2 separate regions of the Mus musculus genome follow, and region 1 is linked to region 2. The links are chromatin loops, found by intact Hi-C in ENCODE. Cell type or tissue: left cerebral cortex. All regions are shown on one strand. Links, peaks and the distances in the headings refer to the core of each region. The heading gives the core; the rest is flanking DNA.

Region 1 (5,000 bases), core at 1-5,000, 220 kb after region 2:
TCTGTAGTACTTGTCCACAGTATTGAAATCCATTTCCCAGTAAGGTTCATGAATTATAGCATGCCTTTTTAACAGATTTGCCAATTCCCCAAATCCACCTGTCAGAGAAGACAGACAAGATAATAGCCAAAACCCTGAAGAATTAGTAAATGGTAACAGGAATAAAGTAATAAAACTCCATAATTATCAATCTCAGAGAAAGCACAACAAACATTCTACAAAAACAGAAAAACAAACAAACAAAAACCCAGGTCTTTAAGGCCAACAGCCACAAACAGAAACAGAACCCACCAACTAGGGATACTAGGATTAATCAGCAAAGCACATTATGTTCTCAAAAGTGCCCAGGCAACTATCTACCTTCTCAACTACATGCATAGAGGCAAGTGATATTACTGTCAGGAGCAGTGTCTTCCATTTTCAAAGGGAACAATCTGTATTTAAGAACAAAACTTCCATTTGGGATAGATCTCAGAAACTCCCAGGAACCTAAAAGAACCTTAAAGAAGTGAAAAATTAAAATAATAGTAGGCATACAAGAAAACTAATAAACTCCTTTTTTCTGTAATATCCCAGGTTGAAAATTTTTAAATACTCAAAACAGTATTTAATTTCTGGACTAAACAGTGACTGCTTAATGTTCAAACAATGACTGACTGAAGAAATGCATGTGCTTGGGTTGACCTGGGTGGGCACTGGAAGAATTTGGTAAAGTATATAATTTATGGGAGATTATAATAAAAAAGATGAAACAGATCTAAATTTGAATCTCACTAGTTCAGACAGATCTTTGAACTGATCAAATGGTTCTTAGTAATGGAAAAAAAAATAGTAAACACAACATTCTGTTAATTGCCAGAGACTGGGAATACAGATGCAATTCCTCTGTAGCCGCTAGCTGGGAGAAGATCTGGTAGGGGGCATAAGGTTAATCTCACCTTACAGAGAACCCTAGCCATTTCAAAAGTGCCCACGGTATCCATATTGGCAGCAATGACAGGGATGCCACTGTACATCTGCTTTGAGTTCCGGAACGAAAATGATCTTGTGAGCTCTACCTGCAGACATTAAGAGGACATTAAGATTTCATTCATTCAGAAAATATGTATCGTTCTCGAACCTGACAGCTTTCTTGGACCTGGTCCATTAGAAGCTTGAGGTAAAAATAAATAAATAAATAAAAACCAAGGAAGACAACTGGCTCACCTCACTTCGAGACTTAAGAGTGCTGCGTTTGGGCCTCAACAGGACATCCTTGAAGTCAAGTTTCACATCATTATCAATATGAGGCATGATGCAAAGCTGGAGTTAGATTTAAAAAAAAATGAGGCTGTAAGACTGGGAAGTAACAAAGTTCGCCTCTCACGCTTAAACTGTGTAAAGTCAGATCAGGGTGTGGTTCTTCAAGTCTCCCTGGGACCATCCAGTGTCTGGATTATCCTAATGCTTCAATCCCAGGTATGATTTTTAGGGAGAATTGGGAAGAGATTATGGTTCCTGAAGGTGCTTCCTTACCTAGTTACTCTCCCTTTTTTCGCCCCTGCAAAGGGCAACTTAGAGTAAGAAGCTAACTTAGGGATGAGAAAAGAGATTTTAACCAGCTTCCGGCATAGCGGTACTCACTTCCTGTTGCTTTGACTCAGGTGGCAGTTGACCAAAGATTCTTTTGCTTAGCAACTAGCCGCGTGCAGCCTCGATGAGCCTTCAGGGCCACTCGAACGAGTTCCGCTAATTGCAAACTCGACTACCCAAGGAATTCTAGCTTCGGGCGCTGTGCAAGGCCTTCTGGGTAACAGAGTCCACACACTCAAGCTGCCGTTGAGTGCGAGCGGCAGAAGAACTACAACTCCTAGGATGCAAAGGACAGAGCTGCCTCCAGGCATGATGGGACAAGTAGTTTGTTCCGTTCCAGCTCGCCGCTAACACCAGTTCGGTGGCCACGCGCGGGGTCTCAGGGCGCCGTCTGGCTGTTCCTAGCCGACTTGCCTTTCTCTTTACAACCCCACTGACACAGAACACGAGGGCACTCCTGAGCGTTTCGGGAACCCGGTGGAAAGAGGAGAGGGTGGGTCCAGAGAGTGACCCGGAAGCAGAAGTGTTCCTTGCCGTGGAGTGCTGGGAAGCGGCAGCGGCAGCAGCGACCACAGCGGGAGAAGCAGCACTCTAGCCGCCTGCAACCCCAACCTGGGAAGAAGATGCTAATTAAAGTGAAGGTGGGAGCGTTTCCAGACTTTCCAAGACTCGGTGCAGGGTTGGCCGCTGCGCCTTAAGGGAGAGGCGGGAAGGAAAACCATGCCTTTCCTGAACTTGGAGGGCTGACACCCTCGGGGCCCTGCGCGAGGCTTGATGGGAACTAGGGGGACCCCGGGAGGCTTTGAGCTCTGGAGGCCGATCCAGCCTGAAGACTTCGGGTCTTACAAGGAAGCCTGTCCTACTTTCTTGCCAGTCTGTATTCAGACCCAGAAGGAGGCAGCGTTTGTCCTGGTCTCACTGTATTCAAGCCCTTGCAGTCATAGAGAAGGCCTGGCAGCAGCTTGGCTCCTCACTCCAGAATTTTTTGGGAAAGCTTTGTCCCCTGTTCTTCATGCCTAGATTGTATACTTCTCTCAGGCCCTAACACAGGCTCCCTCCAGAGCACAGCACTGATTAGAGTCTGATGAAAGTGAGGGCCTTTCAGTAGCTAGACTACGAGCCAAGGTTAGTGTCTCACCCGTCTTACAGTAGCTAAGCTCGGAGTGGTACTAGGCACCTTCTGTCGGAACTGGACATTAAGAACTAGCCTCATTTCTTTGGCTAATTTAGGCTACTTATCGATGCGTTGGTTCTTGGTACTCTGTCTTCAACTCCCGTAGATGTTCAGTTTTAAACCCATCAGGCCATTCTGCTGTACATTTAGACAGAGACACAAAAATGATAATAATGAGGAGGCCTGGCATTAATCTGACCTTTTCATTGCTGTGTTCAGTCTATCTTCAGTTACTGGACACGTCAACTATTAGCCTTTTTTTCTACATTCCTTCCAAAAAAAACTTTAATTAAAGATTGAAGTCAGAGGGCAAGTTGATGATTACTGTTTTTCAGACATGGGTAATCTATGAATTAGCAATAGGTCTTTGACTCTTTTTGTTTGTTTTGTTTTGTTTTTGGAGACAGGGTTTTTCAGTGCAGCCCTGGATGTCCAGAAACTCACTCTGTAGACCAGGCTGGCCTCGGACTCAGAAATCCGCCTGCCTCTGCATCCCAAGTGCTGGGATTAAAGGCGTGCGCCACCACTGCCCAGCAGGTCTTTGAGTTTTAAACACCATTTTATTCTTTGTTTTTAATATATACAACACTGTGTTTTGGGTAGGCTCAGACTTAATGGATCATAAGAATGATAGTCCCTCCCTGTTCAGTGGATCTATGATGGCGGTGGTGGTGGAGGTGGAGGATTACTTGGGATTTTGAACCAGCCTCTGTAGCCTAGGCTGCTCTCAAGCTTGTGGAGATCCACCTGTGTTAGCCCTCTAATTGCTAAGACAAGCAGCCCACCCCCAGCCCCCCATCCACAGTCTCACAGCCTGCTGCATGTGAACCGCCAGAGGCTAGGATTACAGGCAGACATCGTCTTAATATTGTCTAACTTCTGTTCTGCAGCACCTGCCTATTCTTTTTTTTTAAATCGCATCTTTAGTATATGTGTGTGTATGGGTGCTGTCCGTGCTTATATGTCTTGGCACCTGTGTGCCTGGTGGTGCCCAAGGAGGCCACTAGATTCCCTGGAACTGGAATTACAGGTAGTTGTGAGCCACCATGTGAGTTCTGGGATCCAAATCCAGCTCCTTGGAAAGAGTGCTCTTAACCACTGAGGCATCTCTTTAGCCCCACTTCTATCTAATATTAATCCCTTTGTCCATCTCTTTCTTGCACACACACATACACACACACACACACACACACACTGTGAATGTTCTTTGGACATTATTCATTTTTCAGCTGTTTCTCTGTATTGCTGATTTCTTGCCTATCTATACCACTTTCTTCTTCACAATTAAGTCCTTCCTGGTTTTGTTTTGTTTGGAATGGCGTAGGACATTATGTATGGTAGCTACCAGCCTAAACCATTTCTGAATGAAATGTATTACCTTATGTCTGTGGACCTCAAATAAAATGTAGCATTTTCTATCATAAGTTACCTTCCCATTACCTTAATCGAGGGTTAATCCTGCTAGTCTGCCAGGTATTTGGAACACAGTTTTGTTTTTTTGTTTTTTGGGTTTTTTTTTTGAAAGATTTATTTGTTATGTATACAGCGTTCTGGCTGCATGTATGCCTACAGGGGAGAAGGGGGCACTGGATCTCTGTGAGCCACCATGTGGTTGCTTGAAACTGAACTCAGGACCTCTGGAAGAGCAGCCAGTGCTCTTAACCTCTGAGCTATCTCCAGCCCTTCTTTTCTTTTTTTATAAATATCTTGAAGTGGAATTACTAGGCCGTGTAGATGTTATATATAACTTTAAAAGAACTGTCAAATTGTTTTCCAGGGAGTCTACCAGTTATCTTCCCAGCCTGCAGAAGCTGGGATGCAGCATTCCAGTTGCCTTATTACATAGTGAGACCTTGTCTCAAAACAACAAACAAAAACCTCCAATCCATAATATAGAGATCTTTCACCATCACAGTATGATAACTTTGTATCAAGAATATCTCCTGGAAACATGTGGTAGTGCATGTCTTTAACCCCAGTACTCAGGAGGTAGAGGCAGGCAGATCTCTGAGTTCCAGGACAGCCTTGTCTACAAATGGAGTTCCAGGACAGCCAGGAACATTATACAGAGAAACCCTGTCTCAAAAAAACAAAACAAAAACAAACAAGGAATGCCTTTTAGGCCTGGAGAGTCAGCTCAGTGAGGAAGAGCACTTGGTCTGTAAGCATGAGGGCCTGAGATTCCCAGCACCCAGGAAAGGGCAGGCCTGTCATGGCTGCTCACACCAGACCAGTGGTGAGACTCTGTTTCAAA
Region 2 (7,944 bases), core at 1,192-6,191:
AGGTGTGAGCCGGTGCCCTATTCTCTCACCGCTCTCTGATGATCGCCATCCACTTGTCAGACTCCTCAGCCAGATCCCGGAACTGGTCATTGGAGACAATGATCCCATCCGTTTCTTCAGCCAGCTTCACCATGAACCTGTCTCAAAACACAGACACCATTCTGGGACTCTCCAAGGAGCTGACCCCACAGTAAGATATCAGCACCTGTGACCCACTTCTGGTGATGGAGGTCAGTCTCCAAACTCATTCACTTAACTGAAGAAGGGTGAGGAAGACTTCTTGGGAATTGAGCCCAGACCCTCATGCATCCTAAGCAAATGCTTTACCACTGAGATAGTATGTATGTATGTATGTATGTATGTATGTATGTATGTATGTAGATGATACATACATACATACATACATACATACATACATACATATAGATAGATGATAGATAGGTAAATAGATGCATAGATACATAGATGACACAGATGATAGATACAAAGATTGATAATAGATGATAGATGTCTGTAGATGACCAACAGACAAATAGATAATAGACAGATCATAGATACATGATGGATGATAGATAGATAAATAGATGATTGACAGAAACATATACATAGATGATAGATAATAGGCAGACCGACAGATAGATGATAGATAGATGACAGACAGATAATAGGCACATGAATATAGGTTAGATATAGATAGACAGACAGACAGATGATAAGATACATAGATGATAGAGAGACAGACAGAGATAGAGACCAACAAGTTGGGGCAGAGCAGGGCGACAGGCAGGATATGGTGGCATACACCTTTAATCCCAGCACTCAGAAGGCAGAGACAAGTGAATCTCTGTGAGTTCTAAGCCAGCCTGGCCTACATAGTTCCAGACAGCCAGGGCTACATAGAGAGAAACTGTCCCAAAAACAAACAAAAAAATCAAAGACAGGATCTTGCTAAGTTACTTGGTCTAGCCTTGAATTTGCTCTGTAGCCCAAGTAGGCTTTGAACTCTCAGTCGTCCTGCTTCGGTCTCCCAAGTGGCTGAGATCACAGCCTGTGCCTCCATAGTTAGCTTCACACCTCAGCATCACCCAGCTACACGTGACTGACTAGACACAGAGATTAGAGAAGAAACAGTGAAGGACCCGAGGCAGTCTTCCAACATCACCATTCACTACAGCCTTCACTCAACACTAAGAACCAGTAAGAGCTAGCTCTAACTCTCTCCCACCCCACCCGTCACTCACAAACCTACATTTATCCTCTGAAAAGTTCCCAATGAAGAACTTCTCACACTGCCTTCCTTCCCAAGGCCGCAATCACCTTAATAATTCAGACATTAAAACTATGACTACTGCCCAGCCTTCTACCAATTCATTTGCCTTACCTAACTGCCCACCGTCCTCCAGTCTCACCTGCTCTCCCCTTACACAGAACTCTTCCACAGCTGCCCTTCAGCCCAACCCAGCCCAAGTGAAAGACTTTGACTAAAGGCCGCATGTCCAGGCCTGGCAACTAAGAGCCTCCATGTCACCCTTCCAGTCTTCTCTCAGAATTCCCTCAAGTGCCCTCCACTCCAGCTAAGATCAACAATCAGATTACTCTCTCAACACATGCTCTGCTATCTGACTTCAATTCCTTAAACTATTCCCTCCGTCTCTGAATGCATCCTAAGCCCTTACAGTGAAAGCCACCTAAGGAGATTCCTTTCTGGCAATATGGCTTGCTTGGTAGAGTGCCCAGCCTGCATGCACGAGGCCCTAGGTTCAGTCTCCAGCACCACATAAACCGAGCGTGGCAACATACACCGGCAACTGCAGCATTCAGGAGACAATGGAATCCGTTCAAGGTCATTCTCAGTTACTCACTGAGCCTGGGGCCAGCCTAGGCTATGGGAAACCGTATCTCAAAAAATAAATAGAAAAATAAAACTTCAAAGTTTTTTGTTATTGTTTCTAAGGGTTTGTGCTTTTGGTTTTGATTTTTGATGGTTTTGGGTTTTTTGTTTGTTTGTTTGGTTGGTTGGTTGGTTGGTTTTTGGTTTGTTTTTTATGTATACTGGTGCTCTGTCTGTCTGAATGTATGACTACAGACCAGAGGAGGGCATAAGATTGTGAACTGTCATGTGAGTGCTAGGAAATGAACTCAGAACTTCTAGAAGATCAGCCAGTGCACCTAACCTCTGAACCATCTCTCCAACCCAAAATTTAAAATTTTTTAAAGACACCTGAGGCCCACTTTAGTAGTCCTCTTGTTTTGTTCTCTTTTTGTTTTATTTCAAGATAGGACGTCACATAGTCTAGGCTTGCCTCCAACTCACCAAATAGCTAAAACTACCTCAAACTACTCATCTCCCTGCCCCTACCTCTGCCTCTGCCCCTGCCCCTGCCCCTGCCTCCACGTCCCAAGTACTGGTATTAAAGATTATTTGCCACCATGCCCAGGTCCCATTTTAATAACTCTGCATCCACAGTAACATTCACAAGGTGGTAGGTAGACTTTAGACTTTTAAAATCAAAGAGATCCAGCCCATCCCACATCCTTCTCAATGAACAACCCTTCCTTCCTGTAAAATGCAGTCACAATAGGGCTCCCTTCCCCCAGGCCCTGAAGTGCTTGATTCACAGAGGATCCTGGACCAACTCTCACCCCAGAGTTCTTTCTCCAAGTCAGGCATCTAGTTAGAAGTGGGTGGTCAGTATCCGAAAGGCACTGTTGTACAGAGAGCAGGTAGTTGGGAAGCAAGCTAAGGGGATGCTATGCTCTGTGACATACAGAGACGCTTTCTAGTTAAGCAGTTTACTGCTCTCCTGTGAGGAGACGCCCTGCTCTGCAGCAGTCATTCGCCAGGCCCTGCTGTGCTCTACTGTGATGATTTTTCCATAGTGAAGAAAAATTCCAAGGTTAGAAGATCATGTACCCACCAGGTTCTATGGAACTATGCATTAAAACTCAGTCTCCAGTATCAATTCTGTTACAATGCTGATATGGTCAACAAGTTACTGTCTAAGATATATTGAAACCTAGGCCTAAAAAAAAAACAGCAGCACTTAGGAGGCAGAAGCAGGAGAAGCGGCACAAACTCAAAGTCAACCTGGCCTATACGGATGAGGTATTAGTCTGGCTCAGAGATTCATAGTGAGATCCAAAGAAGACCCAGTCGCAGCAGCAGTGTTCTGGTTGGCTTTTCGGTTTTGGGGGGAAGTTTTTGTTTTTGTTTCAACTTGACACAATATAGTTATCTAGCAAGAGGACCCTCAGTTGAGAAAAATGACTCATCAAATTGCCTGTAGGCAAGTGTATGGGACATTTTCTTGATTGTTAATTGATAAAGAAAGGACCAGCCCATGGTGGGCAGTGCCACCTCTAGGCAAGTGGCCCTGGGTGGTATAAAAAAGCCAGCTGATGGGCTGGAGAGATGGCTCAGCAGCTAACAGCACTGACTGCTCTTCCAGAGTTCCTGAGTTCAATTCCCAGCAACCACAAGGTGGCTCACAACCATGTGTAATGGGATCCGATACCCACTTCTTGTGTGTCTGAAGACAGTGACACTGTACTCATATAAACAACTCTTTAAAAAAAAAAAAAAAGAAGAAGAAAAGGAAAAGAAAGCCAGCTGAGCAAGTCAGTAAGTAGCACTCCTCTGCAGTCCCTGCACCAATCCCTGCCTCCAGGTTTCTGCCCTGACCTCCCATCAGAGGTGACTATTGCCTGAAAGCTTATGATGAAATAAAACCCTTCCTCCCCACACTTCTTAGGATCACGGCATGTATCACAGCAACAGAAACCTAACTAAGACACAAAGAAAGTGAAGGACCTTTTGTAAAATACTAGTTACTTCTCAGAAGTAAAAACTAAATATATAGAAAGATAAAACATATAATCACTCTGCTGCTTAGCTTTTAATTGTCAACCTAATACAATCTGGAATCACCAGAGAAGCATTCACAATGAAGGACTGTCTAGAGCAAGTGATCTGTAAGAATGTCGCTAATTAAAATGGAAAGATCCATCCACTGTGAGTGGCACCATTCCCTAGGCAGCAGATCCCGGATCCTATGAGGAAGTGAGCTGAGCACTACCATGTATGCATTCATTGCTCTCTGTTCCTGATTATGGATGTGATGTGACCGGTTCCCTTAAGTTCCTGTTACTGTGATTTCCCAGCTCTGATGGACTGTAACCTGAACCGGACAGTAACCTGAAACTAGGAGCTAAAATTATCCTTCTTAAAGGTGCTTTTTTTTTTAAAGAGTTATTCATTTTATGCATATGAATACACTGTAGCTGTCTTCAGACACATCAGAAGAGGGCATCAGATCTCATTACAGATGGTTGCGAGCCAACATGTGGTTGCTGGGAATTAAACTGAGAAGCTCTGGAAGAACAATCAATGCTCTTAACCACGGAGCCATCTCTCCAGCCCTTTAAGTTACCTTTCTAATTTGTGTTTGTGTGTGTGCGCGCATACACACATGTGACACAATGAGAATGTGGAGATCAGAGAACAACTTGCAGAAGTCAGCTTACTCCTTCTACCCTTTGAGTTGTTCTACCCAACTCGGGTTGCATGTGTCTTGACACACATCGCAGGCTCACAAAGCCCAGATTAGGGTGTTAGACTCATTGGAGCTGTGTGTGCTACAATGGTGTGAGTGCCAGGAAACAAACCTGAAGGAGCAAGGAGCACTTGTAACCCCTGAGCCATTGCTCCAGCCCTTCAGTTGCTTCTTTCGGAGTATTTTATCGCCAGTATAGGAAAATAAACTAAGATAATCACGGTAACTTGGAAACTAATTGTTAAAAACTGAATGAACATCCTAAGGAATAAGTATTGATAGCTGTTGAAAGACTGTAAATAGGGCCGGAGAGATGGTTCAAAAGTTAAGAGCACTTGCTGTGCATGCAAAAGACCTGGTTCCCAGCAGCCACAGCAGGAAACTCACAATGCCCTGTAACTCCAGCTCCAGAAGATCCAACACCCTTTTTAGGACTCTGTGGGCACCAGGCATGCACACAGTGCACACCCATGCATGCAGGCAAAACACTACTACCCATAAAATAAGATGTAATGTTTACAACGATTTAAAAGTAGCTAATTAGCTTTAAACTGCATATATATCCATACCATGTGTGCACAACTATGCAGGAATAAGCCCTATGTTTTCTGTTTTGCCTACAAGGTAACCTTAAATTCTAATTTTTTATTGCCAAGGGAGTTAACCACTTAGCTTCTGTCTCTCTCTGTAAATAGAGATGTTATTTTATTTATCACTTTTTGCCTTTATTTTTTCTTTTTAGTTTATTAAAACAGGGTCTCACCTTATTGTCCAGGCTAGCCTGGAACACACTTTGTAGCTCATGCTGGCCTCAAATTAATGGAGACTATCCTGCTTCAGTCTCTCATGTGCTGGGAGAACAGGAGCGACTACCACACCCAGCTTCATGCAATACTTAACTGGGCCCATGCACTGTTAAGAGGGAACATCACTAGACTTCCCTCCAGCTTAGCACCAGGAATGAGGCAAGCACATACCTTAGCTTCTTTTGGAATTCACAAGGAGGGTAAATGAATGGAGATGGATCCTGAGATAAAGAGGTTGATTTGATTCACTGAGAGGTGGGGCTAAGGCCATAGAGAAAGCAGATCCCTAAGAAAACCTGGGGCTCTGACTCCGACATTCCCTTCCATCCTGAGTCTTGTGGCCTCTAGCCATATCCTGTTCCAGACACTCCTAGCATTCAAAGACTGTGTTTCTGCCTTCTGTTTACTTTAAAGGTTTGCTCTCCTTTTCCCAGAATGTTCAAACAATTTCTCTACATTTGGGAATTCTGTCAGCTCTATATGCCACCAGCTTTTGCAGATCTCAATTGCACAGTATTTCCTAGACAATAAAGCACTCTATATAAATACGAGGTGAATAGCGAGCAGGCAAACCATCACTGTCTACAGCCCGTCTCCTCTCACCTGCAGAGCTGAGCTACCCATCATTTGTCCCACTGAAACTAGCTCTACTACTGAGGCTAGAAGACAGAGGTCGGGAGCATCTCTGTCCTACTCCAAATCCCACTAGATTCCTTAGATAGCAAACTCGGGGCCAGGAGAGGAACAATTACCTGTCATCATAAGAAGAAATCCTCTTGCCATCCATGACTCGTGAGGGTGTCAGGGAAAGCAGACTCAGGGAATACAACTTCTGCAGGAAGTGACTCTCTGTAGAACAAAGTGCAACAGGGTTCTCAAGGTGGACCCAGCCTCACCAGGACACAGATGACCAGACCCAACTTACCTCTGACCTTGGAATCTTTACTGAAGCGCCACTGAGGCACAAAGACGGTTATGTCACGGTGGCCACGGTCCCAGAAGTACTGTACAGCGAGAGCAATACCCCGACTGGAAAAGTAATGCTGGAGTCCGTGCCTGTTACGGAGAGCGTCGACGTCAGGACCCAGAGAAGGCTGCGGCACAAGCCCCTCAGAGGCTGTCTCCAGAACTCAGTCCCACCAGCTACTTACACCATGGCCACGTTGCTGCCATCAATGACAATGTGACGGAGATCTGGCTGGCCAGGCACATTGGCAAGGCACAGGGTGAAAGGATCCTGTAAGGCTTCCTGGAAACGCTGCGTGCCAGTCACCAAGTTGCCCCCACGAGTGCCTCGCTTCCACGGAGACCCTCGGCCTCGAGCTCCAGCCTGCTGCTTGTCTCCCCTGTCTCCCCGATCTCGATCTCGGTCTCGGTCTCCACAGGGCCATGGGGGTTCCGGCGCGGGCGGAGGGCTAGGCACTCTCGGAGGTGAGGCGCTCCCATTGTGGAGCCGCTGGAGGAGAGAGGCTCCCCGGATTGGAGCTGCCCTCTGACAGGGCACATGCGCACCTGAAGGTTCACCCTGCACACTGAACCCTCCTCTTTGCTGAGGAACCTCCTGTTTCCCCGAGGCCTTTCCCTTCAAGGGTGCCACCTCCTCTGCTCCTCCACCTGCTAGCTGTGACCTGTAAGCCACTCCAGGCTCCCAGACCTCTTCCCCAGACAGCTCCTTCCGCCCTGAACCCATGTCCCTGACAGCATCCTGTTTCCTTTCCTCCTTCTCCACAGTATGACTTTGTCCTCTTACTGCTGGCGACTTTCCCGACCCTGCCACTCTGGTGCCTACGAATTCCCTGCCTTCATTCAAGGGAGCCCTGACTCCCTGGAACTGAGGACTCAACAGGCCTGAGCTCCCCACCTCACGAGATGGACCCTGCCCTCTAGATGCCTCCTGCACCAGGCTTAGGAGCTCCTCCTGCACGGCCAGGGGCAGCCGCAGCAGGGCCTCTGTGTAGGCATCCTCCCTAGTCTGCAGCAGGGCAGAGAAGTCTCTCAGCACTCCGCCATTGTCAGGGGCTCCGGGACAAGACTGTAGCTGAAGGTCCCAGCTCAGCCGTTGCACTAACTCCTCCACCCGGCTCTGGGCCATCACAAACGCCTCGGTTAGGCCACTGATCATCAGAGAGCCAGGAAGCAGAGGCACCAGGTGGGCAGATGTGCTCCAGGCCAGGCAGTCAAGGAAGAAACCGTGGGCTCCCAGAAAGATGCAGTGCAGTCTGGGTGGGTAGTGGATCTCACTCTGTAGTTCTGGGCTGCAGAGCCCCTTCAGGTATTCCTAGATAGGGAGGTCAGAGAGGAAACTTCTAGAAGCCATCCCTTTCAGATTCACTGCTCTCCCTGAGCTTCAAGCTATTACATCATCTAAGTAGATACTGTTTCTATTCACACTGTAGACCTATGGAAATGTAAGAACAGACCAGAGGGCTGTCAAGTGATGGAGCCTATTGGCCTTGGGTGCAAAGGGGGGAAAAAGTGGCCGGCCCCCTCTCAACCCCAGGGAATTCCCTGGCAAGGCCCACCTGTACAGAGGGGATTACCTTACTATCTCCAAGAGCATGAAGTGATTTGGTTCTAAAGCCTGA

The links. A loop is a pair of places that touch in the nucleus more often than their neighbours do. Peaks named below come from ENCODE experiments on the same cell type or tissue, not always from the same donor. Only the 100,000 strongest peaks of a DNase experiment are listed, where the experiment ranks them.
Region 1: it touches region 2 in a loop (2.2-fold over the local background); 8 of 42 quality-filtered maps call a loop at or near these places.

Annotation. Positions count from the first base shown.
Region 1 is chr14:55,669,008-55,674,007 of GRCm38, reverse strand. It overlaps Nedd8 (neural precursor cell expressed, developmentally down-regulated gene 8), which reads left to right and starts at 2,128. Exons shown (of 4, transcript NM_008683.4): 1 at 2,128-2,213. The coding sequence starts at 2,196. Gmpr2 (guanosine monophosphate reductase 2) reads right to left here and starts at 1,773. Exons shown (of 10, transcript NM_177992.2): 1 at 1,624-1,773; 2 at 1,207-1,302; 3 at 939-1,058. The coding sequence starts at 1,293. In left cerebral cortex, for the core only: a CTCF peak has its summit at 2,099; DNase peaks (open chromatin) are centred at 1,789, 2,070 and 2,304; H3K4me3 peaks cover 2,242 bases; H3K27ac peaks cover 1,568 bases.
Region 2 is chr14:55,886,185-55,894,128 of GRCm38, reverse strand. It overlaps Khnyn (KH and NYN domain containing), which reads right to left. Exons shown (of 8, transcript NM_027143.3): 3 at 6,511-7,637; 4 at 6,285-6,415; 5 at 6,112-6,208; 6 at 30-137. Among named protein-coding and RNA genes, the nearest start is that of Khnyn, 5.2 kb to the right of the region's middle. In left cerebral cortex, for the core only: CTCF peaks have their summits at 3,291 and 3,496 (motif pointing right); no DNase peak of the experiment used is centred there.